Regions from separate parts of the Homo sapiens genome. Here region 2 is linked to region 1. The links are chromatin loops, found by intact Hi-C in ENCODE. Cell type or tissue: B cell. All regions are shown on one strand. Links, peaks and the distances in the headings refer to the core of each region. The heading gives the core; the rest is flanking DNA.

Region 1 (16,191 bases), core at 3,473-11,472:
AGCTAATGGTCAGTCAGTATATAGTCCATTGCTCTGGCCATAGTGATTGTTCAGAGGTGGGCCCATTTTGCAATCAGCACACATGAGTAACTGAATTTTTTGTTGAACTATTGAGAAAGAGGCATGCTTTGAGCCCTGGGGTTGCTGAGACAATAGGATGTTAGCCTGGAAGTTACCAATAAGTGGGAAGCAGAGCCAAAAGATGGAAGTTCTGATGGCAGTGTTTGTACCTTTGGGTCAGCCGCCATGCCTAAAGTCAGTGCTATCTCTGTACTTTCAAATTATGTGAGCTAATAAATTCTTCTTTCTGCTTAAGGTGAGTAAAAAAGTTGTTGTTTTTTTTTTTTTTTTTTTTTTTTGAGATGGAGTCTCGCTCTGTCACCCAGGCTGGAGTGCAGTGGCATGATCTCGGCTCACTGCAACTTCTTTCTCCTGGGTTCAAGTGATTTTCCTGCCTCAGCCTCCTGAGTAGCTGGGACTACAGGCGCCCACCACCACGCCTGGCTAATTTTTATATATTTAGTAGAGATGGGGTTTCACCATATTGGCCAGGCTGGTCTCAATCTCCTGACCTTGTGATCCGCCCGCCTTGGCTTCTCAAAGTGCTGGGATTACAGGTGTGACCCACCGCACCCGGCCAGAATTTTTTGATGATAAAAAGGTCCTGACTAATACAGTGAAACTACCCGTGATGATATTGTGGTGAGACAAATTTGGTCAAAATAAATTATTGGATTAGAGAATATAAGAGCTGCCTTTCGTATATGAGGAAGCTAGATAGCCAATAGCTTTAGAGGTCAGCATTCATTCAACAGACATTTATTGACTAAAGGACTTCGGCAGTTATTGGTGTATGAAGAGGACCAAGACACTCCCTGCCCTGACAGAACTCAAGGGATCTAATGGGGAGATAGACGGGTGGAAGGATTGTTTGAATTGTGCAATAATAGCACAACTACTATGTTTTAGGCATTATGCTGGGTAATGTAGAGGAAACAAAAATGAGGCCTTACGAATATTTTTAAATCTAGTAATCTGGTTGGGTAGCTGCATAACAGAAAGCTGTGAGGGAATGAAATCCTGGTACACTGAGATCATACTGGACAATGAAAATGTACAAATGCTGATTGAATTTATTTAAAAAAGGATAGGAGTCCAAGATCACTGTTAAACCTGTAAGACTAGAAAGATGGTAATGCTATTGCTTATAATAGTAGCTAACATTTATTGAGGTCTTAACATATTCCAGGTATTGTGCTAAGCTGTGTGTGTCTATATATAACATGAACAAAAACAACCATAGTAAGTTGTAAATACTATTTTTGACCCCATTTTACGTGTGAGAAAATTGAGGCTCAGGAGATTAAATAATTTGATCAAGGTCTCCCAGCTAATAAGTGACAAAACTAGGATTCAATTTCTGATACATTTGACCCTAAAATTTGTGTTATTGATCAATAATTATACCGACAAGTTGGTTTCCTGTAATTTCTTTGGTTTGCCCAATATCTTTGAAGGGTTGGTAGCACATCTAGTGAATCATGTGGGACAAATAGAAACAAATAGAAACTAGAGCTTTAGAATGTAGAGTGACACTTTAGGAGGCTGAGGTGGGTGGATCACGAGATCAGGAGTTCAAGACCAGCCTGGCCAACATGGTGAAACCCTGTCTCTACTAAAAATACAAAAAAATTTGCTGGGCATGGTAGCACACGCCTGTAATCGCAGCACTTTGGGGGGCCGAGGCGGGCAGATCACCCGATGTCAGGAGTTCAAGACCAGCCTGGCCAACATGGTGAAACCCCATCTCTATTAAAAATATAAAAAATTAGCTGGGCGTGGTGGTGCATGGCTGTAATCGCAGCTACTTGGGAGGCTGAGGCAGGAGAATTTCTTGAACCCTGGAAGTGGAGGTTGCAGTGAGCTGAGATCACGCCATTGCACTCCAGACTGGGCAACGAGCAAAACTCCATCTCAAAAAAAAAAAAAAAAAAAAGATGTAGAGTGAAGTTAATTAAGGCTATGGAATAAATTCAAGAGAGTCATAGTGAGAGTTTATAAGATTCTTGGAGGAAGGACGTAGAGAATGGAAAAGGTAGGCACTGTCAACTCAGGGAGATACCAGCATTTTAAAAGGTGGAAAGAGGAATCAGTCTGGGAAAAAACAGAAACAGAAAAAAGATTCAGTAACTAGGCCTGTACTAGAATTCATAGAATCCTAAAACTAGGCCGGGCGCAGTGGCTCACGCCTGTAATCCCAGCACTTTGGGAGGCCGAGGCAGGTGGATCACCTGAGGTGAGGAGTTTGAGACCAGTCTGCCCAACACGGTGAAACCCCGTCTCTACTAAAAATACAAAAAATAGCTGGGTGCCATTGGCAGGCGCCTATAATCCCAGCTACTCAGGAGACAGGCAGGGGAATCGCTTGTGCCGGGGAGGTGGAGGTTGCAGTGAGCTGAGATGGCGCCTCTGCACCCCAGCACTGGCAACAGAGCGAGACTCCATCTCAAAAAAAAAAAAAACAAAAAAAACAAAAAAAAAAACAAAACCAGAAAAATCCTAAAACCAGAAGGAACCATAGTGACCTTCTAAGTTATTTCACAAATGAGAAGCAATCTGAAGCTGGGTGCAGTGGCTCACGCCTGTAACCCTAGCACTTTAACACTTTAGGAGGCTGAGGCGAGTGGATCACTTGAGCCCAGGAGATGGAGACCAGCCTGGGCAACATCGCAAACCTCGTCTCTTAAAAAAATACAAAAATTAGACAGTTGTGGTGGAATGCATCTGTAGTCCCAGCTGCTTGGGAAGCTGAGGTGGGAGAATCGCTTGAGTCTGGGAGATTGAGGGTGCAGTGAGCGGAGGTCGCACCACTGCTCTCCAGTATGGGCAACAGAGTGAGACCCTGTCTCAAAAAAAATAAATAAATAAATAAATGAGAGAGAAGCAATCTCAGATTAAATGATATTCTTAACGTTGTATAGTGAGGTGATACTGTTTTACACAAGGCAAATAAGAGTCATAGCTGAAGCTTGAAGAAAACTCTTGAATGAAATACAGAAAATGAGAAAGCAAAGACTCACCATTGGTGTAAAGCCTACAGGTGAGAGCAGGATGCTGTGGGCAGGTGGACTACAATCACACACAGAAAAAGGAAACATTGACATGTGGCGGGTGAGCCAAAGTAATGCAGTGTCATTGGAGCTATGAGAATTAAAATTTTCAAGAAATGAATACTTTCTAGGTAAGAAGAATGAGGACTGCTAAAATGCCATTTAATTTTCCAAGGAGGCAGTCTGTAACTCACAAAATTATGGTTTCATTAGTCTTGGAAATACGGACTAGAGTACCAGGTCTTAATTTGAGATTGTGTTTTTCTTGGATCCTTGTTTATGTCTATTTTGTAACAGTCACAGTATATGCACTATGAATTTTTCTAGAACTGTACTGTGTAGTATGGTAGCAACTAGCCGTAAGTGGTTATTAAAATAGAAATTTAAAACTTGGTTCTTCATTTGCACTAGCCACATTTCAAGTGCTCAGTAGCCACATATGTCATTTTGGACAGCACCTTGGACCAACCTCCTCTCTGTCATACTGGACAGCACAGATAATAGAACTCTCTCATCACTGCAGGAAGTTAGGTTAGACAGTACGTTAGACTCCCCTGAGATTGGTCTTAGAAGGGAAGGGGAGGTAGTAGGATGGTTTCTTTAGGGGAGGTGAGAAGATGAACCATAGAGGACCACTGAACCAGTTTTGAGAGTACGGGAGTGACAGCAGTGCTGGGGCTGAGGAGTTCCCAGGTTCCAGTTCCTTTTACAGTGGCTATATTTGGGAGCTGGATGGTTAACGTTACTTCATGTTAGAACATCAAGTATGACTTTAAGTGGTGTGGTTATATACATGTTTCTTGTTCTTTCCAGTTCCTCTGTAAAATATCCCAGGTGCGCTTGGGAAAAATGTATGGTCAATGTGGTAATTCACACAAAGGAATATTATTTTGAATTCCTGAAGCAGCCAGCAATATCAAATGCAGTGTGACTAATTTTAGAATCAAACTAGTAGTAAAAATGTAAAGCATTTCCTTATTCACTTTTAACTTTCTTCTTTGCTCTTCACAATTTCTAAATTTTTATTGTTTGAAGGAAGTCTTAAACCTTGGATTTAAACTGGTTTAACTGATTTCTTATTTAAAAACTGGGTAATAGATTTTCCCATTAAAAACAGGTTTTTGGCTAGGCGCGGTGGCTCATGCCTGTAATCCCAGCACTTTGTGAGGTCAAGATGGGTGGATCACCTGAGATCAGGAGTTTGAGACCAACCTGACCAACATGGCGAAACCCCGTCTCTACTAAAAATACAAAAAATTAGCTGGCTGTGGTGGCACGCGCCTGTAATCCCAGCTTCAGCTACTCGGGAGGCTGAGGCAGGGGAATTGCTTATCCCGGGAGGCAGAAGTTGCAGTGAGCCGAGATCACGTCACTGCACTCCAGCCTGGGCAGCAGAGTGAGACTCGCTCTCAAAACAAAAACAAAAAACAAAAGAACAGGCCGGGTGCAGTGGCTCATGCCTGTAATCCCAGCACTTTGGGAGGCCGAGGCAGGTGGATCATGAGGTCAGGAGTTCAAGACGAGCCTGGCCATGATGGTGAAACCCTGTCTCTACTAAAACTACAAAAAAAAAAAAAATTAGCCAGGCGTGCTGGCAGGTGTTTGTAATCCCAGCTACTCGGGAGGCTGAGGCAGGAGAATTGCTTGAACCCCGGTGGTGGAGGTTGCAATGAGCCAAGATCACGCTGATCGCACCACTATACTCCACTCCAGCCTAGGCGACAGAGTGAGACTGTCTCAAAAAAAAAAACCCCACAGTTTTTTAAAAATGATTTTCATATCATAGAGAGTGGGAAGGTAAGCCACAGTCTTCTTAAGATTTCCAATAAATGCAACAGATTAGATCCAGAATATTTAAGAATGTCTATACACAAGTAAGAAAAAGACAACCCAGGAGAAAACTGAGAAAACACTTGAACTAGTACTTTACTAAAGAGGAATTCCAAGTGGCCAATAAATGTTTGAAAAGGTGCTGAACCTCATCAGTAATCAAGAGATTGAAAAATAAAACCACAGTGGGTACTACTTTACAAGTTGATGATTCCAAGTACTGGAAAGAACGTGGAGCAGTGGAGACACTCATACGATGCTGTGGGAGCTTGTGGGAGTGTGAATTGGTGCCTCAACTTTGAAAATGCTCTGGAACGATCCAGGAAGGTTTAAAATACACATATTCTGTGACTCAGAAATTCCACTCTTGAGATAAATCTCTCAGAGAAAGTTGTGTGTATGTATACCAGGATATATAGTATGATAAGACTGTCCATAGCATTATTCATATTTGACAAAATAGAAACAACTTAAGTGATGATCACCAGTAGAATGGATAAATCAATTGTGTGAAAATGAGCTGGCCAAGTGCGGTGGCTCACACCTATAATCCCAGCACTTTGGGAGTTTAAGGTGGGTGGATCACAAGGTCAGGAGTTCGAGACCAGCCTGACCAACATGGTGAAACCCCGTCTCTACTAAAAATACAAAAAATTAGCCGGGTGTGGTGGCGGGCGCCTGTAATTTTAGCTACTCAGGAGGCTGAGGCAGGAGAATCGCTTGAACTTGGGAGGCAGAGGTTGCAGTGAGCTGAGATCACACCACAGCACTCCAGCCTGGGCAACAGAGTGAGACTCCATCTCAAAAAAAAAAACAAGAAAATGGATGAGCTATAACTATATGCAGTTGCAGGAATGAACCTTAGAAACATAATGTCGAGAAAGTGAAGTGTGAAGCATAATATATACGGTGCAAATATATTTAGTAAAGTTCAAAAACAAAAAATATAAGTGCTAAAAGTACAAAGAAAAGGAAATAATTGCCATAAAAATCAGGATAATGGTTACCTCTAGGGGAGAAGGAAAAAGCTGTGATTAGGAAAGGGAGCTTTGGGTTGGGAGTCAGGGATATATTTCTGAAGTATTGGAAATACTCTGTTTCATGACCTTGGTGGTGATTATATGGTTGTTCATGTTATACTTTTAAAAAATTGAATTGTATGTTTATGATTTATTCACTTTTCTTCATTTATGTTCGACTTTTGTTGAGGCTAACTTCTTCATTGTTAACTCATGTATTTCTCATGGCACCTCTTCTTTTTGGCCATCTCTTTTTAAATTCTCTTCCTTTCTCTCTACCATCCCTCCTCCCCAGTTAGGCACTTATTGTTTTCTTAATACCCTGTGCACATTTTTTTATTGTCACAGTAAACAATATCATCTTTTCTTCTACTAGATTGGCAGCTTCTTGAAGGAGGTATATTAGTTTTCTGTTGCTAAATAGCAAATTATTACAAATTTAGCAGCTTAAAATAGCATCCATTTACTATAGTTCTATAGGTTAGGAGTCTGGACTCAGCTGAACTCAAGGTTTCACAAGACTGAAATTAACGTGTTGTCAGGATGGGCTTTTATCTGGAGGCTTTGGGGAACAGTTTGCTTACAAGTTCATTCGAGTTTTGGCAGAATTCAGTCTTTGTGGTTATAAAACTGAGGTTCTTATTTCCTTTCTGGTTGTCAGCCTCAGGCCACTCTCAGGTCCTGGATGCCACTTGTATTCTTACAACATGGCCCCCTCCATCCTCAAGCCAGCATTGGTGTGTCATCAAACACTTCTCGTGCTTCCAGTTTCTCAGACTTCCTCTGCTGCTGCTATCCAGAGGGTTGATGTGATGAGACTGGGTTTACCAAGATTGTGCCTCTTTTGATTAATTCTAAAGTCAACTGATTAGTAGACTTCATTACATCAGCAAAATCCCCTCTTCCACATAAGGAAGATACTCAGGGTATGAGATCCTGTATTCACAGTTCCAGGAATTAGAGTGGTGTCTTTGTCCATTTTGTGCTGCTATAACAGCATACCACACACAGACTGATTAATTTATGAGTAGAAATTTGTTGGCTCACAATTTTGGAGGTTGGAAAGACCAAGATCTAGGTGCTGCCATCTAGTGAGGGCCTTCTTGCTGTGTTATATTTTGTTGAAGATTTTTCCATGTATGTTCATCAGTGATAGTGGCTTGTAATTTTATTTTTTGTGTCCAGCTTTGGTATCAGGGTAATGCTGGCCTCGTAAAATGCGTTTGGAAGTATTCCCTTCTCTTTAGTTTTTTTAAGAGTTCGAGAAGGATTGTTATTAGTTCTTCATATGTTTGGTAGAATTCAGCAGTGAAACCATGGCTTTTCTTTGGTGAGAGACTTACTGATTCAATCCTTACTCATTAATCTGTTCAGATTTTCTGTTTCTTCATGATTCAATCTCGGGAGGTTCTATGTTCCTAGGAATTTATGCGTTTCTTCTGAGTTATCCAGTTTGTTGGCGTATAACTTTTGAGTATTTGTTGAATGAATGGATGGGTGAATGATAAAGCGAAAAGAAGTGATTGAGAGCCTGTTCACTTTCATAGCTTTGGAACAGTGACACCTGCCTGCTGTATAAAGTAACTGGTTTCAGTGGGGACCCTGGGAGTTTCAATCAGAACATTCTCAAGGATAATACTAGTGAGTATGCTTCTCTTTGGTGTGAAAAAGTCAAGCATTCAGAACTTTTAAAATTGGTGTCATAGAGGATAAGAGAAATGATGTTACATGTGCTAAGAGTTGTTTTCTCAAAATAAATGTCAACTTCTAGGTATTTGGGAACTTTCACAGTGGATTCATTGATTATAATAAAAGGAATAAAAATGTTAAACCTTATATGTAGTGAAGGAGGCTTTCTCTGTTTATCCAGTGTTTTCAACTTTGGTAGTTATATGTCTCACTTGTGTAAGGAAAATCTTAGTCAGATAATGTGGTCATGCTTCTTTTAGCCTATAAAATTTGTGGCTTCTGGCCATCTATTATCAAGTGACAAGCTGTAGCATATTGATTCTCAGGCTTTAGTGTTGTGCATAGAATCACCTGGGGCTCTTTTTAAAAAATACGCATCCCTGGGTGAGATTACTAGAGAGATTCAGGAGATCCGGGGTGGAGTCCATTAAACTACATTTTTAACAAGCACCCTGATGGTACTAGGTGCAGGTAGTTAAGAACCACCTGAAAAACATTTCCTTAGAATTTGCTACTTTAGCCAGGTGTGGTGATTTGCGCCTGTAATCCCAGCTACTTGGGAGGCTGAGGCATGAGAATCACTTGAACCTGGGAGGTGGAGGTTGCAGTGAGCTGAGATTGCACCACTGCACTCTAGCTTAGGCCACAGAGTGAGACTGTTTAAAAAAAAAAAAAGAATTTGCTCCTTTACTCTAAAAGTTATTTTGGAGGATAGTGGTTTTTCACATCTGGTTCTATGGCATGCCATAGAAGGTTCGCAGGACCTTGTGAGAAATGCAGAATTGCAGGCCTCATCTCGGAATAAGAATCTGCATTTGCATTTCAGTTTAAGAAGCACTGCTGTAACGTTAACCAGGTAATTCTTTTTCCAAAGGGTCTCAGTAAGTAAATAATTGGCCTTAGTTAATTTAACCCATATGATATGGGGCGACCAAATTGAATACTTTCAACATCAGTCTATTAAAAAATGAAAAGGGACCGGGTGTGGTGGCTCACGCCTGTAATCCCAGCACTTTGGGAGGCTGAGGCAGGTGGATCACTTGAGGTCAGGAGTTCGAGACCAGCCTGACCAACATGGTGAAACCCCATCTCTACCAAAAAATACAAAAATTAGCCAGGCGTGGTGGCGTGCACCTCTAGTTAGTTCTAGGTACTAGGGAGGCTGAGGTGGGAGAATTGCTCAAACCCCAGAGGTGGAGGTTGCAATGAGCCAAGATTGTGCCACTGCAGTGGGCGACAGCGTAAGACCCTGTCTCAAAAAAAGAAAAAAAAAAAGACCCACTTTGTGGGTGGCAATAAGCAAAGAAGAAAGTTATGACACCAGTTGCCTTGTTCCTAGGATATGATGTGCTGAACATATCATGGATATGTACATGGTTAGAGTTTGATGTTAGCAAGTCCTTTTAGACTGTGCCTTGCCTCAGCTGCACCCCTCCTTAAGTTATACTGGAAAATAAAAAAACCTTCGTATGTCATCCCAGTAGGTATGGTAAGGATCCAGAGTGCAGAAATCCCATCGTGTATCCAGAGCTCAATTATCTTGTCCTCACTCCTATCCTGAGGACTGGGGCTTTCCACCCAAAATTGTTATACCAGAAACAGGGCTCTACTACTCATTGGTGTATTTGTTTCTAGTACCTACTTTTAAAAGACTGTTACTTGCTCAGCTGCTTATCTTGCTTGTGAAGACAATGTTTAGTAACACGAGGAGAACTACAGACATTATCGTGGTCCAATCAACAGTGACCATCACAGGTTTGTTAATTTTGCTGTTTTATCATAATACTTGCAGTTAGTAAACACTTCCTTATTTTCTAATGTAAGAATGACAAATAGAACTTAAAGACATTTCCAATAGAATCTATCTGTACCTCGATTATCCACTCCTTTTTTTTTTTCTTTTTTATTTTTTTGAGACAGAGTCTCACTCTGTCGCCTAGGCTGGAGTGCAGTGGTGTGATCTTGGCTCACTGCAACCTCCACCTCCTGGATTCAAGCAATTCTCCTGCCTCAGCCTCCTGAGTAGCTGAGATTACAGGTGCGTGCCACCACACCTGGCTAATTTTGTATTTTTGGTAGAGCTGGGGTTTCACCGTGTTGGTCAGGCTGGTCTCGAACTCCCGACCTCAGTGATCTACCCGCCTTGGCCTCCCAAAGTGCTGGGATTACAGGCGTGAGCCACCGCGCCTGGCCAAGAAAGCCATTTTTTCAAGTCATTCAGAATATGTGATTGCTTTTCCTGAGGGGCAAACTGATAAAACATGACATGTTGGACTATCCTTGATAACTTTTCCAGTAAGACACTTTTTTCTTAAGGGTCTTACCTCTATCATATTTTTGAAGGAGAAGAACGTGCAACAGAAAAATCAAGGAGGCTTTTTCTTCAGAGGGCTGGGACTAAAACTGGGTCTGGATTTGGGTGTAGGCTTGCTAAAGAGGGGGACACGCCTCCAAACTGAAAACCTAATGACAGCCGACATGCAGAATGGTAAGATCTCTAGGCATCTCCCTGCTTGGCTGATATACTCCTCTGATTATTGGAGTTTTTAGAGGGGGACACGCCTCCAAACTGAAAACCTAATGACAGCCGACATGCAGAATGGTAAGATCTCTAGGCATCTCCCTGCTTGGCTGATATACTCCTCTGATTATTGGAGTTTTTAGAGGGGGACATGCCTCCAAATTGAAAACCTAATGACAGCCGACATGCAGAATGGTAAGATCTCTAGGCATCTCCCTGCTTGGCTGATATACTCCTCTGATTATTGGAGTTTTTGGAGAAAATCTAGGGGAAAAGAGAAAAGATTTTAAGGTATCGGTACTTACAGAACCCAAATGAAACAGCCAGGTCCCTACACTGTACCTTACAGGGAAGTGTACATACAGAGTTTCCACCCAGAATTTCAATGTTATGGGTTTTTTTTGTTTTTGTTTCTGTTTTTTTGAGACGGAATTTCACTCTTGTTGCCCAGGCTGGAGTGTAATGGTGCGATCTTGGCTCACTGCGACGTCTGCCTCCCGGGTTCAAGTGATTCTCCTGTCTCAGCCTCCCGAGTAGCTGGGATTACAGGCATGTGCCACCACACCCGGCTAATTTTGTATTTTTAGTAGAGACGGGGTTTCTCCATATTGGTCAGGCTGGTCATGAACTCCCGACCTCTGGTGATCCACCTGCCTCGGCCTCCCAAAGTGCTGGGATTACAGGTGTGAGTCACTGCGCCTGGCCTATGTTTTTAAATATGAAAAGAAAACTAAATACTACTAGATAGTTGAAGAACATTTCTCTTTTTTCTTTTTTCTAATTTTAGTAGAGACAGGGATCTTACTGTGTTGCCCAGGCTGGTCTCAAACTCCTGAGCTCAAATGATCCTCTCACCTCAGCCTCTCAAAGTGCTAGGATTACAGGCATGAGTGCCTGGCCTTGAAGAACATTTCTGACATCAAAGAGAAGAACATAACAAAAGGAACCCAGAGAAAACAGACAGTGCTGACAAAAGAAAAACTTCCAAAAATCTGGAATCAATATCCTAAAAGTCAGAAAAGAAGGTACTGCAGACATGAAATATAATAAGGGTCTCTAAGAAAAGGGCATAGGAATGCCGGACATGGTGGCTCACTCCTGTAATCCCAGCACTTTGGGAGACTGAGGCAGGTGGATCACCTGAGGTCAGGAGTTCAAGACCACCCTGGCTAACATGGTGAAACCCTGTCTCTACTAAAAATACAAAATTAGTTTGGTGTGGAGTTTCACCATGTTGTCCAGGCTGCCCTTGAACTCCTGACCTCAAGTGATCCACCCGCCTCAGCCTCCCAAAGTGCTGGGATTACAGGTGTGAGCCACTGCATCCGGCTCCTGAGACCCCATTTTTACAAAAGATTTAAAAGAAAAATTAGCCTGACATGGTTCCGCATTCCTGTGGTCCCAGCTACTCAGGAGGCTCAGGTCAGAGAATCACTTGAGCCCAGGAGTTCCAGGTTTCAGTGAGCTGTGATTGCACCACTGCACCCTAGCCTGGGCGACAGGGCGAGACCCTGTGTCAAAAAAAAAAAACAAACAAACATGCATACACACATACAAGAGTTAAAAGTGATTGCTTTAGGGGAGCAGGTATTGGGAGTTAATGAGGAATTAGACCTCTCCTGTTTGGGTGCTAATTTTTACTTTCAGCCTATATCCTTCTACTTGAAGTGAGTTTCTTGTAAATAACATAGAGTTGCATTTTTTTTTTTTTTTTGAGACGGAGTCTCGTTCTGTCGCCCAGGCTGGAGTGCAGTGGCGCGATCTCGGGTCACTGCCAGCTCCGCCTCTCGGGTTCACACCATTCTCCTGCCTCAGCCTCCCAAGTAGCTGGGAGTACAGGCGCCCGCCACCACGCCCAGCTCATTTTTTTGTATTTCTTTTTAGTAGAGACGGGGTTTCACCGGGTTAGCCAGGATAGTCTCGATCTCCTGACCCTGTGATCCGCCCGCCTTGGCCTCCCAAAGTGCTGAGATTACAGGTGTGAGCCACCATGCCCGGCCGCATCATGTTTTTAAATCCACTTTGCTAATCTCTGTATTTTGGTCATTTGATCTGTCTTTTAGATAATTTGTATTTCATATCATTGTTGATGTGTTAGGGCCTAAGTCTGCCATTTTATTTGTTGTTTCCTTTGTTTTCCTTTCTGTGTTCTTTTTCTTGCCTTCCTGTGGGGTTCGTGAACATTTTTTAGAATTCCATTTTTATTTCTCTGTAGTGTTTTTGAGTGTATCTCTTTGTGTAGCTCTCTTTGTTGCTGCCCTAGGTATTACATGAGAGAAGTCCAACTTGTCAGTCTATTGGTATCCTTATTTTATGAGTTTGAGTGACGTATAGAAACCTTACCCCCTTCATGTCCCTTTTCTTTCCCTGTTATAGTTGTCTTAAATATTTTCTCTATAAATATTTAGAATCACATCAAACAGTCTTATAATTTTTGCTTCCAATATAATTTGGAAAACTCAAGAGAAGGAAAGTCTTTTATATTTACCCATATTTTTGCTTAGTGTTATGTACTGAATTTTGTCCGTCACCCACAAATTCATACATTGAAGTCCTAACTCTCAGTATCTGCGATTGTGTTTGGAGGTAGTACTTTTAAAGAGGTAATTAAGTTCAGATGGCATCATTTGGCTGGGCTGTAAGTCAATACAAGTGATGTCCCTGTGAGAGGAGATTAGGACAAAGACAAAGAGGAAAGATGATATGAAGACTCAGAGAGAAGACAGCATCTGCAAGCCAGTGAGAGAGACCTCAGAAGAAAGCAACCCTGCTAACACCTTCATCTCAGACTTCTAGCCTCCAGAATTTGAGAAAATACATTTGTATCGTTTCAGCTGCCCACTGTGTGGTATTTTATTGTGGCAGCTCTAGCAAACTCATACGCTGTGTCCTTTCTTGGTGTTTTAAGATTCCTTTCTTTCACCACTTACTTTCTATTTAGAGAACTTCCATTACTCATTCTTTTAGATTACATCTGCTGCTACAGACTCTCTCAGTTTTCATTCATCTGAGAATGTGTTGATCTCCTCTTGATTCCTGAAGGACATTTTGCTGGATATATATACAATTCTGGGTGAACAGTCTTTCTTTTAGTGATTGGAAGATGTTGGGCCAGGCGCAGTGGCTCATGCCTGTAATTGAAACACTTTGGGAGGCCGAGATGAGCAGATCACTTGAGCCCAGGAGTTTCAAGACCAGCCTGGGCAATGTGGCGAAACCCCATCTCTCCAAAAATTAGCTGGGCATGGTGGCACATGCCTGTAGTCTCAGCTACCTGGAAGGCTGAGGTGGGAGGATCACTTGAGCCCAGGAGATCAGAGCTGCAGTGAGCTGTGATTGTGCCACTGCACTCCAACCTGGGTGACAGTGAGACTGTCTCAGAAAAAAAAAGGATGATGTTCTGCCACTTCTTTCTGGCTTCCATGGTTTCTGATATGAAATCTACTGTCATTTCAATTGTCTCTCTCTTACTGCTTTCAATATTTTTTTTTTCTTGGCCAGGCATGGTGGCTCATGCCTGTTATCCCAGCAGTTTGGGAGGCCATGGCAGGAGGATCACTTGAGGTCAGGAGTTCAGGACCAGCCTGGACAACATAGTGAGACGTCTTCTCTACCAAAAATACAAAAATTAGTCAGGAGTGGTGGTGTGTGCCTGTAGTCCCAGCTCCTCAGGAGACTGGGGTGGGAGGATCTCTCGAGCCCAAGAGGTAGAGGTTGCAGTGAGCCATGATTGTGCCACTGCACTCCAGCTGGGGTAACAGAGTGAGACCCTGTCTAAAAAAAAAAAAAGGACTTTTTTTCTCTGTCTTCCGTTTTCAGAAGTTTGGCTATAGTGTGTCTTGTGGATGTCTTTGGGTTTATCCTCTTTGGGGTTTGCTCAGCTTCTTGAATCTACAGGTTCATGACTCTTGCCAAACTTAGGAAGCTTTCACTTCAGTTCATTTTTCAGCCCTTAGAAATGCTGAAGTATTCAGCCCTGAGCTCCTTCTCTTTTGCCAGGATTCTGATGACATGAGTGTTAGATTATTGTTACAGTCCCATAAGTCCTTGCTCTGTTCAGTCTTTTTTTTTTTTTCCCCCAATCTGTTTTCTCTCTGTTGTTCAGGCTGGGTAATTTCTGTTCTGTCTTGCAGCTCACTGATTCTTTCCTCTCTGCCCTCCGCTCTGCTGTTGAACCCATCCATTGAGCTTTTTCTGTGTGTTTGTTTGTTTCCCCTTCATATCTTCTTTCTTGAGACCTTCTGTTTTTTGTTGTTGTTGTTGTTGAGGCTTTCTGGTTTTCATTTGTTACAAGAGAGTCTGTAATTGCTCTCTGAAGCATTCTTAGGATGGTCTAGCATCTCTGTCATCTTAGTGTTGGCATTTATTGTTTTTTATTTGGTTTGAGATCTTCCTGGTCCTTAGTATTGTAAATGTTTTCAGTTGTGCATTTTGGGGATTATAAGAGTCATTACAGTCTGGCAAGGATGGAAATTTAGGATCCCCACGTAACCTTTGAGTAGGGGTGAGGCTACTCAAAGGTTGCATGGGAAGCCTGTTTTTTTCCAGTTTTTTTCTGAGATATTTGGGTGGAATAGAGCAGTTATTATCTAAAAGTTTTCTGTCTTGCTAAGCTACCCTTTCCTGGTGCTTTATTATTATTTTGTTATTTTTATTTTTTGAGATGGAGTTTCACTCCCAGGTTGGAGTTCAGTGGCACGATCTTGGCTCACTGCAGCCTCCGCCTCCTGGGTTCAAAGGATTCTCCTGCCTCAGCCTCCTGAGTAGCTGAGATTACAGGTGCTCACGACCATGCCCAGCTTATTTTTGTATTTTAGAAATGGGGTTTCACCATGTTGGCCAGGCTGGTCTCGAACTGCTGACCTTAGGTGATTCACCAGCCTCTGCCTCTGGAAGTGCTGGGATTACAGGCATGAGCTACCGTGCCTGGCTATTTTATTTTTAAACTTGGAGAGGTCAGCTCCAAGTCTGGGATGCATGAGGCAAAAAGAAAACCCAGGGAATTCATTGCTATTGTTCCTTGAGTCCTGAGGTTCCTAGCCATCTTCTCTCAACCTTTTATCTGTTTTATGTATATTATCTCGGGTTTTTAGTTATAAATTAAAATTTTACATAATTTTAGAGATTTTTAAGGTACATGTCACTAACAAGAGGCAGATTACATTTCTACTTTGAGTATACACATTTAATTTTTTAAATTATTGTGGAGAAAAAAAACAGAAAAAGGAAAAAGTACATTTGTTTCATCTTCCCAGAAGCGGAAGTCACTAAAATGGCATTTAAAGTTATATAAATATACTATTTTGATAAAAATAAAAGTTAACAGTTTTTAAAAGATAACCTAAAGTCAGGTTAAAAAAAATAAGACTTTTGAATGAAAAGCATTAGAAAAACTATGTTTTGTGATCTCCCTGGGTTACATAATTAATATTAATAGCTAAAATGATTTTTATTGCATTATCTCAGTAAAATTTTCATGGGAATGGTAAGGTGGTTGAAAACGAAAAGGAAATACCTAAGCAAGGAGTGTTTTTAAATGTGACAGATGTAAACAGAAAGTCTGAAAAGCGTAACCCACTCTCATGACTCATCACGGGGTCTTCAGTGACTGCGCTGCCGTCTATGTTCTTGGTGTTTAAACTTTGGTCTGTGGGACGCACCATGAACAGTATCATTGTGATATGTTACATAGCTATCAAATAATATTTTAAATTATTACTTTTATATAATTCTTTAGGGACTTTTTGAAAATTACTTTTTAGTTTATTTCATACTGATTGTGTATTTCAGAAATTTTCATAGTTTGCATTTACCATTTCTTTATATGTTAAAGAATATTATTCCTATAATATTCTTTACAGTTTTACATTGCTCAGTGTTGAAAATCTCTTATACAGATTATTTGTCATCATCCCTGGCCATTTTCGCATTCATAGTAGTGTCTGTTCTCACAGAAAATGATGGTACTGTACATGTGGGTTTTGCATAATGGGCTGATTGGGTAAGGATGATGTCACTGCGT
Region 2 (16,191 bases), core at 4,316-12,315, 200 kb before region 1:
TGCTGAATTGCCATCAGGGCCTGTCTCTTCTCCTGCCACTTTCCACACCTCTGCAAAGAGGTAACTGCTCTTGGGCTGATTCCCTGGAGTTTGAACCTCACCTCTCTGAAGGGGGCATCCTTTTGCAGGATGTGCACTGTACATCCAGGAAAACACACCAGATGAGGAGCTCCTGATGACTGGTTCACACTAATTTTGAGAACTTATCTCAGAAAATTTAGAAAATGAAGATGTCTAATAAAATACAATAAAAATTCTATTCCCCCTCCCCTTCCTGCTCTAACAGAACTGTTATGCTCCCCTGCAGCCATCTCAGGTGGGGAAAGTTTTTTGTTTGTTTGTTTATTTGTTTGTTTTTGAGACAGAGTCTCACTCTGCAGCCCAGGCTGGAGTGCAATGGCACAATCTCGGCTCACTGCAACCTCCCCCTCCCAGGTTCAAGGGATTCTCCTGCCTCAGCCTCCGGAGTAGCTGGGATTACAGGTGTGAGCCACCACGCCTGGCTAATTTTTGTGTTTTTAGTAGAGATGGAGTTTCACCATATTGGCCGGGCTGGTCTCAAACTCCCAACGTTGTGATCCGCCCGCCTCAGCCTCCCAGAGTGCTGGGATTACAGGCATGAGCCACCACACCCGGCCCTGAATGCTTTATCTCCTGGAGTAAATGTCCTCTTTGCTGACGACGGCCTCTTCCAGGCCATTCTGCCACTCGTGTGTCAGACTTTAGGCAGGATTTCATTGATGGACTGACCTCCATAGCCCCTCAGTCTAACAAGGAGACAACAATGGTGCTTTGGGTCTCCAGGTATCAGTTTCAACTCAGTCACTACATCAAGTAGCCCTCCGGACATCTGGGGATTCCTTTTTCTTCCGTGTACGGTCACCCAAGTACACGGCCACGGGTCCCCCTAGGGAAAGACTGGGGGAATCATTACACTCTTTTCTTGCCGGTGTTGCCGAGTTCATTCTTAGAGACCCAGCCACCTCTTCAGTCCATGGATTCCAGATCGGAAAATTGGCTTAGGTCAAAACAACTGAGTAAGGGACTGTAAGTTTGTATTAGGGCTCTGAGCCTCCTGCGTCTCCACTTGTGCCTCTTGCTGGCTGGAGGCGTTAGGCAGCACCTGTGTAGGTTGCCCATTTATTCTGCCCCGGGAGATGCTGTGCTCTGTGGACCACAACTCCCTGTGGGCCGGGCCTGGTTGGCTGCATGACTAACTCTGCAGGTCATTATGACCTCCTGGCATCTGGAAGCCAAAGGCCACCACCTGGCCTCTATGCCTGGGGGTAGAGGGGCTTCATTGCCATGGGTAGCAGTGAGCCCAGCTCTGTGACCAGCTCTCCTGTTTAGTGAGGTTGGTGCCTCTCACCTGAGCATTCCTGATGGTCGTGGTCAATCACCTGTTCTCTGGGCCCACCCCTCATACTTACCCCCACCCCCGGTGGCTCTTCTGGTCTCAGATGACATAGCCATCCCAGCGTGCCCACTTTCCTCAGGCTTTTTGTGTTTTCACTACCATCTTCCAGGGCTACTTAGTCATGTCCGTTGCCGCCATTGACACTGGCTGCCACTTTCTCCGGGCTTCTAAGAGTCACCCTTGAGTTTGTCTCATCACCTGGGGTCCTTACCAGGGTATTAAATTCGGCATCCTGAGAAAGCACCCCAAGGGAACTCTGCTAGGCCCAGGCTCCTTGATCAAGCCCCCAGGAGTGAGCAACCAGCGGCGTGTGCTGAGGAAGCCACGGCCTGCTTGCTAACCTCCCACCTCGTGCGTGCGCTGCCTCCTCACTTCCTTCGTCCTTTACTCTTACTTTCCTGGAACTCACTTCCTTTCGTCCTTTACTCTTACTTTCCTGGAACTCACTTCCTTTCGTCCTTTACTCTTACTTTCCTGGAACTCAGCCCCGCTGCCCAGAAGCACACAAGCTTTGCCTCAGGCTCTGTTTTCTAGGGAAATTGGGCCAAGGCAGAGGTCTTCATGATTTCACATGTTGTAAGAAGGGGGGAGGCTCTCATCCTGGCCCTGGAAGTGGGGGGTGCTCATAGTGAGTCCATCTAGCTAGGGATGAAAACGGAAAACTCAACGTCTATGGAAAAACACAAGGATTTGGAAGCGTCACATAAAGACTTAATCAATACAAGTTCAAACTATAATCCCTCCCTGAAATGACACAGCATTTTTCCACTGGAAGCAGCTGGGGGGCTGGTGCTGGGCTGCCGTATCTCCAGGCAGCAGAGGGCAGGGAAGGAGAAGGGCAAGAGCTCGTACCTCGGGTGTCCTTGGCTCACCGCCTGTGCTCCATTTCTGCATCTCTCGTGGTCCGTAATACTCCAGATCCTGCCACGAACAGGGGCGAGGGGAAGAGGAACTGGGCTCAGAATTGTTAAGAAAGACTTGATTTAGGAGAGCTGTGTCTCCGCACGGAGGTGGGATTGCTCATTAGGCAGAAGCTGGTGACCACCACACCAGGTGCCTTAAGATTTCAAAATCACAGGCCAGGCATGGTGGCTCACACCTGTGATCCCAGCACTTTGAGAGGCCAAGGTGGGTGGATGACCTGAGGTCAGGAGTTTGAGACCAGCCTGGCCAACATGGTGAAACCCTGTCTCTACTAAAAATACAAAAATTAGCCGGGAGTGGTGGCAGGCGCCTGTAATCCCAGCTACTTGGGGGAGGCTGAGGCAGGAGAATCGCTTGAACCCAGGAGGCAGAGGTTGCAGTGAGCCGAGATGGTGCCACTGCACTCCAGCCTGGGTGGCAGAGCGAGACTCTGTCTCAAACAAAACAAACAAACAAACAAATCACAGGTGTATGGAGGATGCACCTGACAGCAATAACTTAAGCATACCCTGAGAATGACCCTAGGCCTAAAAAGAATGTGTTTGGAGTTCTGAGCTAAGGAATCGGGAAATGGGGCCAACCTGGAGACTCATTCCTTATCTGCGAGGGGCATCTGAACCCCCCGCCCATCCTGTGGAATGGAGGCCATAGAGGGGATCCAGGCCCTTTGTTTTGGGTTAAAGGAAGGTTGCCAGGTGGAGGTTGCTAGGGGGAGGGTGCTAGGTGAAAATGCTATATAAACTGCATGCTTTTTACGAGTGGTTGCCATTCTCTGGTCCAGCCTGCTGCCACTGGACTGCCCTGTATGTAAGTCCCCTCAGGAAGCCCTGTGTCTCAGTCACTGGCCCCCAGCCTCTTCTTTGGCGTCTCGAACACACTACCAACGCTACTGCAGTCAACAGGGGTCTGGCACGACAGCAGGGCTTGCTTTTTTTGCTGTTATCGTTGTTGTTGTTGTTTTTGAGATGGAGTTTTGCTCTTTTCACCCAGGCTGGAGTGCAGTGGCGCGATCTCAGCTCACTGGAACCTCCACCTCCCAGGTTTGAGTGATTCTCCGGCCTCAGCCTTCCAAGTAGCTGGGACTACAGGCACACACCACCACGCCCAACTAATTTTTTTTTTTTTTTTTTGTATTTTTAGTAGAGACGGGGTTTCATCATGTTGGCCAGGCTGGTCTTGAACTCCTGACCTCAGGTGATCCACCCACCGGCCTCCCAAAGTGCTGGGATCACAGGCACGAGCTACTGCACCTGGCCCCAGGCTTGCTTTTACACAAGTTCAACCCCAGACACCTTCCAAGAATGGCTTCGTAGTCAGCAAGAGAGGAGGCACCCTATAGCACTCAGCTAGAGACAATATCACACCATATCCAGCAGGAGAGAGAAAGGTCGATCTTATGCCATAGGCTGACAAACTTTAAAACAGCTGTGTAGAAGGGCCCTGGTGACATAGGTTTGAAAGGGGTCGCTGCATTTGTCCAGTACAACATTTAAAGTCTGTTCTACTGTTGAGACTGATTTTCTTTCCTTACTGTCTGGAGCATCGTCTTATTCACAGGCCCGTTTATTCATCATGCGGAAACAGATGACCAGGGAATTCAAATCTAAATGATAGGTCTATCTCTGTATCTCAGTATTGAATAATAAAACCAATGATTTCTTCAGGGATTCCAAATCAGTGTTTGATAAAGATACAGGACCCGAGGGGAAAGAAGGGATCCGGAGCAAAAGAAGTTCAGATTAAATTTTCACTTAGCGTAAGATGCCCCTGACTCTATATCATGGTCCTCAAAGGTCAAAAGAGTAAAGAAAACACAAACTAGGACAAATGAGAAGGGGCCTATCCCCTAATGCCCGGTTATCCAGAGAGAAGGCAGGAAAACAACAGCTGCTGGAGAAAGTGAATGATGGTTCTCAGCCCTGGCTGCAAGTTAGAACCGCCAGGGAACTGTCAAAAATGCTAATCCAGACCGGGCGCGGTGGCTCACACCTGTAATCCCAGCACTTTGGGAGGTCGAGGAGGGCGGATCATGAGGTCAGGAGTTCGAGACCATCCTGGCCAACTCGGTGAAACCCTGTCTCTACTAAAAATACAAAAAATTAGCCGGGCGTGGTGGCGGGCGCCTGTAATCCCAGCTACTTGGGAGGTTGAGGCAGGAGAATCGCTTGAACCTGGGAGGTGGAGGTTGCAGTGAGCTGAGATCACACCACTGTACTCCAGCCTGGCAACAGAGCGAGACTCCGTCTCAAAAAAAAAAAAAAAAAAGCTAATGCTTGGGTGCCACTCCCAGAGATTCTCATTTAATGGGTCCAGGGTTTGGCCTGGTCGTCAGAAATCTTACACCTCCCCAGGTGATTCTAAAGTGCAGCTCCAGCACTGTTTTGGAGGTAGACCACTTCTGTTCCTGACGCTCTCTTGTCTCCATCTGTCACTCTCCCTCCTATTCTCCCTCCCTATGGGCCGCAACAGCTTGCTCCAGAGCTCGGATGCACGACTGACCCATTTGGGGAGTGAAGTGAGCTCTTCCCGCTGTGCCCTCCTGTCTACCGGTGCAGGAACTCCTTCCACTTCCTCCCTGTGATGTGAGTAGAATGAATTCCAACTCTCCTGGCAGCAAGTTGCATACAAAATAAAGCTTGAGGGAGAGCACTTTGAGTAGTCCCGAAAGTTCCCTCGTGGAAGAAAGACAGCAGCAGAAGAGGGCAGTGTGAGGGGCACACAGCCAGAATTCCATTCATTTCCTTTAGAGTCTATATCTAGCCAAAGAAAAGCCCTCACAGGGGAGAATCAAGGGTTCTTTTCCCCATTGACAACTCTGTGCCCACAACGCTGGTCTGTTGCAATGGTAGGGTGAGCAAGTAAAACTCGTAAAAATTTTTCAAAATTCTTTGAAAAGTGAATCAGTATTCTATCGGGCTCAGACAAACTATTTCTGCTGAGACCCATCTGGAAATGTGAAAACCTCTTTGTAGAAGGAAATTGCAGTTGATCTGAGTATTTTCTACAGAATTCTACATTCTGGACTTCCTAGAGACCTAATTGTCCTTAAAAAAAAAAGAAATGGGATTTTTTTAGTTTATTCTAATTGGAAATCAGCGACAGACATCAGAGGCAGAAGAGATAGCTGTTTTTTCTTTAAAACAAAACTAAATTGGGCCATCAGATTGCAATGGTAAAGTGCTTTTGAACCTGCCACATATGAAGTGCTTGGTAAAGGCAGTTTTTATTATCCAGAAGTGGTATTGGCTAGGCAAACCATTAAACAAAAGTCATGCTACTTCACTTTTTAATGAAGTCCAGGTGCAAATGGCCACAGGTAAAAAAGCAGTGGTAATAGGAGTTTAGAAAGGACAGCCTGGCAGGGGCAGGGGCAGGGGCAGGGGCTGGCGTGAGGGGATGGGCCGCAACAGGGAGAAGTGCCAGGAGTTTGCTTCTCTTCTCTCTGAAGCCAAGCAGGACCCTAAGAACAGCCTGGAACAGGGGTTCTCAAACCTCCATGTGCAACAAAATCACTCCCAGTTTCTGATTCAGTGGGTCTGCAGTGGGACCTGAGAATTTGCATATCTAAAAAGTTTCTGGGTGCTGGTGATGCTGCTGGTCTGGGAACCACACTTTGAGACGCACTGGCCAGGAGAGAAGAAGCAGAAAAGAAGGTCGTGCGATAATGCTGGAAAATCCACTGCTGGAACGAGGCCCTCAGGCTGCGTGAAACCAGACTGGGAACAGCCTCTTCTTTTCTTTTCTTTCTTTCCTTTTTTTCTTTGCCTTTTTTTAACTTGCAAATATATATATACCTTATTCTTTCAACCAAGCAAACACCACAAGATTTTATTTTGCTAAAACATGTTAATAACATTTATTTTATTTATTTATTTATTTTTTGGGAAGGAGTTGCACTCTTGTTGCCTAGGCTGGAGTGCAGTGGCACAATCTTCGCTCACTGCAACTTCTGCCTCCCGGGTTCAAGCGATTCTCCTGCCTCAGCCTCCCAAGTAGCTGGGATTACAGGTGCCCGCCACCACACCCAGCTAATTTTTTGTAATTGTAGTAGAGACGGGGTTTCACCATGTTGGCCACGCTGGTCTCAAACTCCTGACCTCAGGTGATCCGCCTGCCTCGGCCTCCCAAAGTGCTGGGATTACAGGCGTGAGGCACCATGCCTGGCGTTAATAACTTTTTTTTAATGACGATGACTGGAAACAATTTCTAGCCTCTGCATCTGGGCCACCATGCCCACTATGGTTCAAAACTCAGGCTTCTGGATTTTTTTTCTGTATCCTCTTCCCACCCCACACTGGTGGCCTGACGGAATTTCAACAGTGTCTTGGTGACAGCAATTTGAAGTTGTGTTAGCATTCGGAATGAAACAGGACTCTTAAGGCCAGTCAGTTTTGCCACTGATTAACCATGTCACTCCTCCCTCTCTGAACCTTGGCTTTCTTATCACTAAAGGAAGAGGTTTGGACAAGATGGTATGCATGAAAATGATAATGTTTTGATGTTTATCGTTTATTTGGCCTTTGAGCCATAAGAGCTCAGTTAATCCCTGTGAAATCATTTTTATTGCCTCCCCACTTTTCACAGAGAAAGAGAATTGGAAAAGCACAGTCATTTTTGAGCATCAAGATAAAGAAGATGGCCACATAAAAGCTTCTGCAAAAACCCCACGGAGGACCTAGTCCCTTATGTTACTTAGTGTTCCTTATATAACAGTTTACATGAAAAAATCCTCCTGAAAGTTAGTGCCTGATAAATATGTCCCTCCAGAAGATGTAATATGCGTCATTTTATAAGGCAGAATCAACTTTCTAACACTTCATGTTTTTCTTTTGTTTAACTGCCAGGAAGCTTGGAGCTAATTATGCCAAGATTATAATAACCATTTAAATCTCAAAGTCCTGGCATTATCTCCCATATCTTCTAAATCCTAATGCCTAAGTTTTCTTAGGGAGACTATCTGTGAATAGGGGGATTGTGTAATTTATCATCGAAATGGGAGTCTTTTCAGAGGGAGAAAACTATTCATAAATGTGCCAGGTGATAGATATAAGCCAGGACTGTCCCAGGCAAACCGAGATGGGTAGGCACCCTACCTGTAGTTGGAAACAGGTTTGCCAAAAATTATATACAAATAGCGGTCGATTAGACCTGGTTGGTGCAGCAGTTCTGGGTCTCATCAAACTCAGCAGAATAACACAGAGTAGAGATAGATGATAAGCCACAGGAAACAACAACAAAGGTTCTGAACGTATTTGTGGGTGTGGGAAGGGAATGGGTGAGCCCTCTCCCATCATGCAGCCCTATCCCACTTTATTTCCCAAAGCCTGTGCCTCCTCAGTACTGTGGACATCGTGTCTTGTGGCCAGTCGCAGCTCAGAGCCTCACTCTCTCTCCCAGGCTGGAGTGCAATAGCACGATCTCGGCTTACTGCAGCCTCCGCCTCCCAGGTTCAAGCGATTCTCGTGCCTCAGCCTCCTGAGCAGCTGGGACTACAGGAGCGAGCTACCACACCCAGTTAATCTTTGTATATTTAGTACAGATGGGATTTCACCATGTTGGCCAGGCTGGTCTTGAACGCCTGACCTCATGATCCACCGCCTTGGCCTCCCAAAGTGCTGGGATTACAGGCCTGAGCCACCGCGCCCGACCAGCTGTTCAATTCTTTATAGGAGGGGCTTAGGTTGGGCAAATCTGTTTAGAAGGGAAGGTCAGGGGGACTTTAATCCGGAATTGTAAGGCACTTTACTGAAGACTGGAACAAATGTGATTGTCCATCTCAAAAAAATGGGGTGGTGCTGATGAAGATGATGAGACCCTGAAAGTCAGTCACCATGCAGTCGGCTCCCTCACAGAGCATGCCACCCCAGCGTTTGCCTGCTCACATCCTGCTATGCTTTTCCCCATGCCGAGGACAGTACTGACCTCCCCACCTTTCTCCTGGCACAGCCAGTTTAGCTGCGGGACCCTCTCCTCTGCAGACAGGTCCCAGCAGGGCTCAGAGGCAGGAAGAAGCCGCTATGCCGCTTCTATGAACCAACACTAGAGGTCGCCCTTCTCCAGCATCGGACAAGAGTCCACCAAAGGGAGAGCTCCAGCTTCTGCTTAAAATGCCCTGATCACAGATGACAACTCCGGGGGGACCTCGCCCCACGTGGGAAGGCACTGCTCTAAGGCAGAGGAGGAGGCTGAGCCCACCCAGCCCCAACGGAGGCCCAAGGTTGCTGAGGGGAAGCAGAGCTGGGCTGGAGGCAGGGACAGGCCCATCTTCAGAGTCCTTTCTCCTGCCCAGCCATCCCCGTGGAGAGAACGCTGTGCTCCAGGGGAAGCCAAGTGCCTTGGGATCTGAGGAGCTGCCTGGCGCTGGGCTGGGAAAGACCGAATCGTTTCCAGGAGCGATGAACATCTGGGAGCGACAGAAGCCTGTGCAGCCTGCAGAGTGACTAATGTGTGTGTAAACTGTGAGGGGCTATGCATGCAGAGGCAAGCACATTCATTCGTAATTGGCCGCTCATTCTCTGCAAATAGAGACCCTGTCTAAAGAAGGCTCAGGTGCCCGGTAAGAGCCATCGTAGCCGGGGCTGCCTGGCTTGTCTGTTGTTCTCGCTCCCTTGGGTTCCTGGGCAAGCTTTCCTCACCAAGCCCCGGCTGTCTGTGTAAAAAGGAAGGGAGGGTACTTCCAAAAGGCAATTCTACACTATTTTTTTTTGTTTTTTTTTGAGACGGAGTCTCGCTCTGTCTCCCAGGCTGGAGTGCGGTGGTGCGATCTCGGCTCACTGCAAGCTCCACCTCCCGTGTTCACGTCATTCTCCTGCCTCAGCCTCCTGAGTAACTGGGATCACAGGCGCCCGCCACCAGGCCCGGCTAATTTTTTGTATTTTTAGTAGAGACGGGGTTTCACCGTGTTAGCTAGGATGGTCTGGATCTTCTGACCTAAGGTGATCTGCCCGCCTTGGCCTCCCAAAGTGCTGGGATTACAGGCGTGAGCCACCGCGCCCGGCCCAATTCAACATTCTTTACTTTTCTAGTCATAACCTATTTTCAGCTGGAAACCAGAAAGGCTGGTTCTATGTGCAGATGGCAATGCTGAGGTTTAGAGGTAAAACACCCACCTGAAGTGAATAGAGGCTGGACTGGAACCCAGGATGGCTCACCTGGAGGCGGCGCTCCCATACGGCACCCGGCAGCCTGTTTTGTACAGGAACAATACTTGCCTTCCTCCGCAAAAAACAAACAAACAAACAAAAAATGCAGGGGTTGAAAAGAAAACTGCCTGAGCTGAAAAGTTTTGTTGTTGTTGTTCTGAGACAGGGTTTCCCTGTCGCCCAGGCTGGAGTACAGTGGTGTGATCTTGGCTTACTGCAGCCTCCGCCTCCCGGGAGTAGCTGGGACCACAGGAGTGTGCCACAGCTAATTTTTGTATTTTTGTAGGATATGGTTTTGCCATGTTGCCCAGGCTGGTCTCGAACTCCTGAGCTCAAGCAATCTGCCAGCCTTGTCCTCCCAAAGTGCTGGGGTTACAGGTATGAGCCAGCGTGCCCCACCTGAAAAGTTTTAAATGAGGCAAGGGTGTCAAAACAAACAAAAAACAACAACCAGGAGAAGTGAGCATTGCCTCTGAGCCCCATGTGCGATCCCTCAGATGCCGAGGCAGGTTGCACTATCACCCACCATGAGCCCTCCGACCCTGGCCTGTGGAGTGGAGAAAAGACGCCAACTGCTCCCCTGCAGCACCCTGCGCTTTTCTTCCTCCAGGCCCGATGGTGGGTCTCAGCCAGCTGGTTACACACGAGCGCGCGACATGTCCAAAGCGAAGCACAGCCCTTTGTGTCGTCAGCAGGGGAAGAGATAGCAGTTGCTCCCACATGAAGCCCAGGGTACCTGGCAGAGTGCAGCCCCTCCTCTTCCCACTGGGAGGAAATAGGGTAACTAACCCATTTCCCAGATGCAAAGTGATCTGGAGGTCCTCCCTCAACAGACCCTTCAAGCCGAGCGTCATCGGGAGCTGAGTCATCCAGACACTATGGTACTAGGTCTGTGCCATCACAGAACTAAAGTCACTCTCTCTTCAGCTAGAGGAGAGCCTCTCACGGACAGGCGCCATGGCTGATTCATCCTAGCATTGCCCACAAACCTGGACTCACGGGGTACGGTGGGTGCTTAGTAACTACTCATCCATCAAATTGTCCAAATTAACCTCACTGCTGAATGGAATTAAGCCAAGGCCACCTCTCTTGGGAGAAGCGTGTTTTTCTGGAACACAGGGAGGATCCTTAGCTCTAACAAGTTGACATTTTGAAACATAATAACCCTTAAAAGGCATCTGTTTGTTTTTTTTTTAAATAACTCCGGAAAAAAGGACCTTTCATAGCAGTACTGAGTATCTACCCAAAAGTACGCGTGATCGTATTTCTTCTTTGTTTCTTCTCAGGAAGGAATGGTTTTCCCAAGCCAGTGCCTTCCTGGGTGTTTCACTGCCCTTGAGAAGCTGGATGCTGCCAGAAGGGAGTGAAGCCATGAGAACAGTCTGTTATTCATGTTCGATTCCTCTTGACCTTGAAGATCTTTTTTTTTTTTTAATTATTTATTTTTTTTATTGATCATTCTTGGGTGTTTCTCGCAGAGGGGGATTTGGCAGGGTCACAGGACAATAGTGGAGGGAAGGTCAGCAGACAAACAAGTGAACAAAGGTCTCTGATTTTCCTAGGCAGAGGACCCTGCGGCCTTCCGCAGTGTTTGTGTCCCTGGGTACTTGAGATTAGGGATTGGTGATGACTCTTAACGAGCATGCTGCCTTCAAGCATCTGTTTAACAAAGCACATCTTGCCCCGCCCTTAATCCATTTAACCCTGAGTGGACACAGCACATGTTTCAGAGAGCACAGGGTTGGGGGTAAGGTCACAGATCAACAGGATCCCAAGGCAGAAGAATTTTTCTTAGTACAGAACAAAATGAAAAGTCTCCCATGTCTACCTCTTTCTACACAGACACGGCAACCATCCGATTTTTCAATCTTTTCCCCACCTTTCCCCCATTTCTATTCCACAAAACCGCCATTGTCATCATGGCCCGTTCTCAATGAGCTGTTGAGTACACCTCCCAGACGGGGTGGTGGCCGGGCAGAGGGGCTCCTCACTTCCCAGTAGGGGCAGCCAGGCAGAGGCGCCCCTCACCTTCCGGACGGGGCGGCTGGCCGGGCGGGGGGCTGACCCCCCACCTCCCTCCCGGACGGGGCGGCTGGCCGGGCAGGGGGCTGACCCCCACCTCCCTCCCGGACGGGGTGGCTGCCGGGCGGAGACGCTCCTCACTTGCCAGACGGGGTGGCTGCCGGGCGGAGGGTCTCCTCACTTCTCAGATGGGGTGGCTGGGCAGAGACGCTCCTCACCTCCCAGACGGGGTCGCGGCTGGGAAGAGGCGCTCCTCACATCCCAGACGGGGCGGCGGGGCAGAGGCGCTCCGCACATCTCAGACGATGGGCGGCCGGGCAGAGACGCTCCTCACTTCCTAGATGAGATGGTGGCCAGGCAGAGACGCTCCTCACTTTCCAGACTGGGCAGCCGGGCAGAGGGGCTCCTCACATCCCAGACGATGGGCGGCCAGGCAGAGACGCTCCTCACTTCCCAGACGGGGTGGCGGCCGGGCAGAGGCTGCAATCTCGGCACTTTGGGCGGCCAAGGTAGGCGGCTGGGAGGTGGAGGTTGTAGCGAGCCGAGATCACGCCACCGCACTCCAGCCTGGGCACCATTGAGCACTGAGTGAACGAGACTCCGTCTGCAATCCCGGCACCTCGGGAGGCCGAGGCTGGCAGATCACTCGCGGTTAGGAGCTGGAAACCAGCCCGGCCAACACAGCGAAACCCCGTCTCCACCAAAAAAAATACGAAAACCAGTCAGGCGTGGCGGCGCACGCCTGCAATCGCAGGCACTCGGCAGGCTGAGGCAGGAGAATCAGGCAGGGAGGTTGCAGTGAGCAGAGATGGCAGCAGTACAGTCCAGCTTCGGCTCGGCATCAGAGGGAGACCATGGAAAGAGAGGGAGAGGGAGACCGTGGGGAGAGGGAGCGGGAGAGGGAGAGGGACTCTCAGATAACTTTCTAAAACCTCCGAAGATCTTTTTTCATGTGTGAGATAATAATAGAAGATATTCCTGAGAGTTTTGTGTATTTTTGTGTATTTTCCTTGCTTGTGGATGGAAGCGCGATGTCTTCTATTACCAAATGTGCCTAAGCCCCAGCCTGTGGCTCTAAAGAAGGTTACATCAACATAAAAGTCACATTTTAATTTTCTGTCTCCCTGCACCTGCCTGCTGACTCAGGATCTCAGCCCAGCCACGTGGCATCTCCCACCACCTCCACTTGTTTCTGGGACTACCTGGAGCAGCTTGGATGCACTGTGGCTCAGCTCCCTCACAGTCTTCAGTCCAGCCGCTGTCAGGCTCCTTGTGGGGAGGCCTCTCGCTGCTGTCCCTTCAGCCGGGGGTCTCCAGGGGCGCTGCTGTGGCTGTCTCCAGAGCTCCCCAAGGGGCAAGTCTGTTGAAGGTGCCAGAGCGTTCTGCGTTCCCTGCCGGCCAACACATCATCAGAGGTGGGGCGATGCTCCTCCTCAAGCAGTTCACTCTCTGCCCCGCGCCAGCTGGGCCTGACCACACTGCCCTTGGCCTTTTCCTGTCTTTCTCTCCACCACGCTTGCTGCACCTCAATATGCATCCACCACCCCCCACCCAGAAAAAAAAAAAGCTTCTTCTTCAGGACCCTTTCCGGACCACTCAGTCACCAGCGCCAAGCAGAATGTGCTCAAAGGGCATCTCCACGCTGCTAAATCCATTCTACACCAAAATGAACACAACAAAAAAGTAACCCCTTTCTCAGGACTGCACCTGGAAAAGGGAGTTTAAACTTTACCTTTGCGACCTGGCTTCTTATGGGCAGCATTGTGCAAGAGCCGGGTCAGCACTCAAGAGTGATGCCACCTGAAAGGTCACACACTCAGTGCCCAGCTTGCCTTCCCCAGCCCTGGCCTGGCATCTCAGAGCCCTTTTCTTGCTGTGTGAAGCTTCCCCTTCTATCATCCCGGGCCCTCATTGCTTTCAAAACCTGCTCCCAGGAAAGGCACTGCGGAAGCCACGTGTACCGTGGCTAAGTACCTGCGTGCCCTCTCTCAGACGGGCAGTGACCGCATCGCCCGGACCACAGAACAGTGAGGTTCGATGTAAAAAATGCCACACCTACGGGCTGGTGGACTTTGGGAAAGTGAAAGTCTGAGGCTTTGCTTTCTCATCAGCTAAATGAGAGTTGTGAAAACGACGTTTGTCACAAGGTGATTGTGACAATGAGATGAGATGTTGCTGGAAAGCACTCAATAAAAATGATTTCTTATTTAAGATGTAGGTAGGTGGGAGATATTTTCAGGGAAAGTGGTGGGAGTGAGGATGGACATGACAGGCACAAAACGTTTTTGAAAGAAACTGCTGTATGTACTTTGTTTTTTGAGTTTTTTTGTTTGTTTGTTTTTGAGATAGAGTCTCCCTCTGTCACCCTGGCTGGAGCGCAGTGGCGCAATCTTAGCTCACTGCAACCTCTGCCTCCCAGATTCAAGCGATTCTCCTGCCTCAGTCTCCCAAGTAGCTGGGACTACAGGCGTGTGCCACCACACCTGGCTAATTTTTGTATTTTTAGTAGAGACGGGGTTTCACCTTGCTGACCAGGCTGGTCTGGAATTCCTGACCTCAGGTGATGCCTACCCCTGAGGAGGTAGGAATCCTCCTACCTGAGGGCCTACTGAGGAGGCCCACCTCGGCCTCCCAAAGTGCTGGGATTACAGACGTGAGCCACCATGCCTGGCCTATATTGCTAAATTTTAAAATTCTTCAATATCATGGCTCTCAATAGAGAATGTTAAATCATTTTTAGGTAAGCAAAAGTAGAATATAATAATATAGCTATATGCTATAAGCTTAATTGGGTAAAATGATATATGGGGAACCCAGAAAATGAGTTGAATTTGGGGGACACAGAATCTAGGGTGACTTTTTTTTCTTTCTTTCCTTCTGCTATTAAAGTTGACTGAATTTTTTATTTTCTTCCAAGATCTATTAGGATAGGAGGATTATTTGATGGTGAAGCGATTAATTCAAATACATGATCACATACATGAGGTCAGCATGGTAACCTGACATTGTTCCCAGAACTTATTTCCTTGGAACATTCTTCTCTTGAGAACAGGTCCTTGTTCCAGGCCACTTTCAGTATCCTTGAATCACACAACCTTCTGGTGCTACTTTTCAAAACTCTCATTCTGGTCACATTATTATTATTATTGAGACAGAGTCTCGCTCTGTCACCCAGGCTGGAGTGCAGTGGCGTGATATTGGCTCACTGCAAACTTCACCTCCCGGGTTCAAGTGATTCTCCTGCCTCAGCCTCCCAAGTAGTTAGGATTACAGGCACCTGCCACCATGACCAGCTAATTTTTGTATTTTTAGTAGAGACAGGGTTTTGCCATGTTGGCCAGGCTGGTCTCAAACTCCTGACCTCAGGTGATCCACTCGCCTTGGCCTCCAAAAGTGCTGGGATTACAGGCGTGAGCCACTGCGCCCGGCCTAGAGTTCACTCTTTATGTTGTACAGTTCTGTGGATACTCACAAGTGCGTAATGCCATGTATCCACCATACAGTGTCATACCAAATATTTTCATTGCCCTAAAAATCCCGTGTACTCCAATACACATTCCTTTCCTCAGCACGAGTCATTCTGAAGGATAGACCATATGTTAAGTCACAAAATAAGTCTTAAAACTAGAAATCAATAATGAGGAATTTTGCAAAAAATAAAAACACATGGAAATTAAACAAAATGCTTCTGAATGATCAGTGGGTCCGTGGTTTTAATGTCATAAACTTTTGTTGATAATATGTCTTTCAGCCTGATATAAGGGCAAACAGAGAGCCCCCATGGGGTTTTCCAGCTATGGGGAGTCAGTGGTATACTGGGAAGGCATTGATTTTGAGTCACAAGACCTGAGTTCTAATAATACCCTATCAAAATGCTGTCAGTAATAAACCAATTAAAAAATGATATAAACTTTCTCTAATTCCTTCAACATTTCTATAAAATACTTTAGGTGTCATGCTTAAATGTCCATGCTTACACCACTACAGGCCACCTGCACAAGTTAAGTGATCACTATGAACACCCTCTAGGGGTGAATTCTTCGGAGGCCATATGTATGGCTAGATATCCCTTGAAGAATTCCTAGTGTTCTTGTCACACAAAGTTCTAGAAACTGCTTTGCAAGTGTGCATTTCCATCCTGAATGTTTGCTGAGTTCCAGCTAGATTTTCACAGCAATATTGTCTCCTTTCCTTCTGATCTAGTTTGATCTTTGCACAGGTGTCCAGGTTTTGCTACAAAATGAACTACGTTTGGTAACTCACAGGGCACCTCCTGCTGTCCCTTCTTCTGGAAAGACCCATCTCCAGGTCAGGACACAGAGCTTGCATTTCAGGCCCATTCGCTGGCTCTGCAGGGCCTTTTTGTGCAGTGCCTGAACTGCCCCACTGCATACTGCGGCCCTGGACACAATCCTCCCTTCTGCCAATAAACAGTGGAGCTGCTACCAATGAGTTGTTCTTCCAAGATTGAGGGCAAGAACTGTTCTAGCTCATCTGTAGAGTCAGTTTCTAGCACACAGTTTGGCATATAGTAAGTCATTAATTTGGGATGAAGGGGTCAAACGGTGGCTTGAAGGATGGATGTCTCAAAGGACGGATGGATGGATGAATAATGAATGGATTTATGGAAGGACAGATGGAAGACAGAAAAGGAGAAAAACATGGTAGTAAAGCAAGGCTGAAGGC

What was found. Peaks named below come from ENCODE experiments on the same cell type or tissue, not always from the same donor. Only the 100,000 strongest peaks of a DNase experiment are listed, where the experiment ranks them.
Region 2: a loop joins it to region 1, with 31 times the contacts of the local background. A loop is called at or near these places in 10 of 110 quality-filtered maps.

The regions. Positions count from the first base shown.
Region 1 is chr3:197,795,352-197,811,542 of GRCh38, forward strand. The region is part of intron 1 of LRCH3 (leucine rich repeats and calponin homology domain containing 3); the gene reads left to right. Among named protein-coding and RNA genes, the nearest start is that of LRCH3, 12 kb to the left of the region's middle. RefSeq lists enhancers at 3,693-3,742, 6,829-6,908. In B cell, for the core only: CTCF peaks have their summits at 7,043 (motif pointing left) and 7,249; DNase peaks (open chromatin) are centred at 7,040 and 7,470; H3K27ac peaks cover 1,990 bases.
Region 2 is chr3:197,590,822-197,607,012 of GRCh38, forward strand. No RefSeq gene overlaps it. Among named protein-coding and RNA genes, the nearest start is that of BDH1, 43 kb to the left of the region's middle. In B cell, for the core only: CTCF peaks have their summits at 8,408 (motif pointing right) and 8,609; a DNase peak (open chromatin) is centred at 8,390.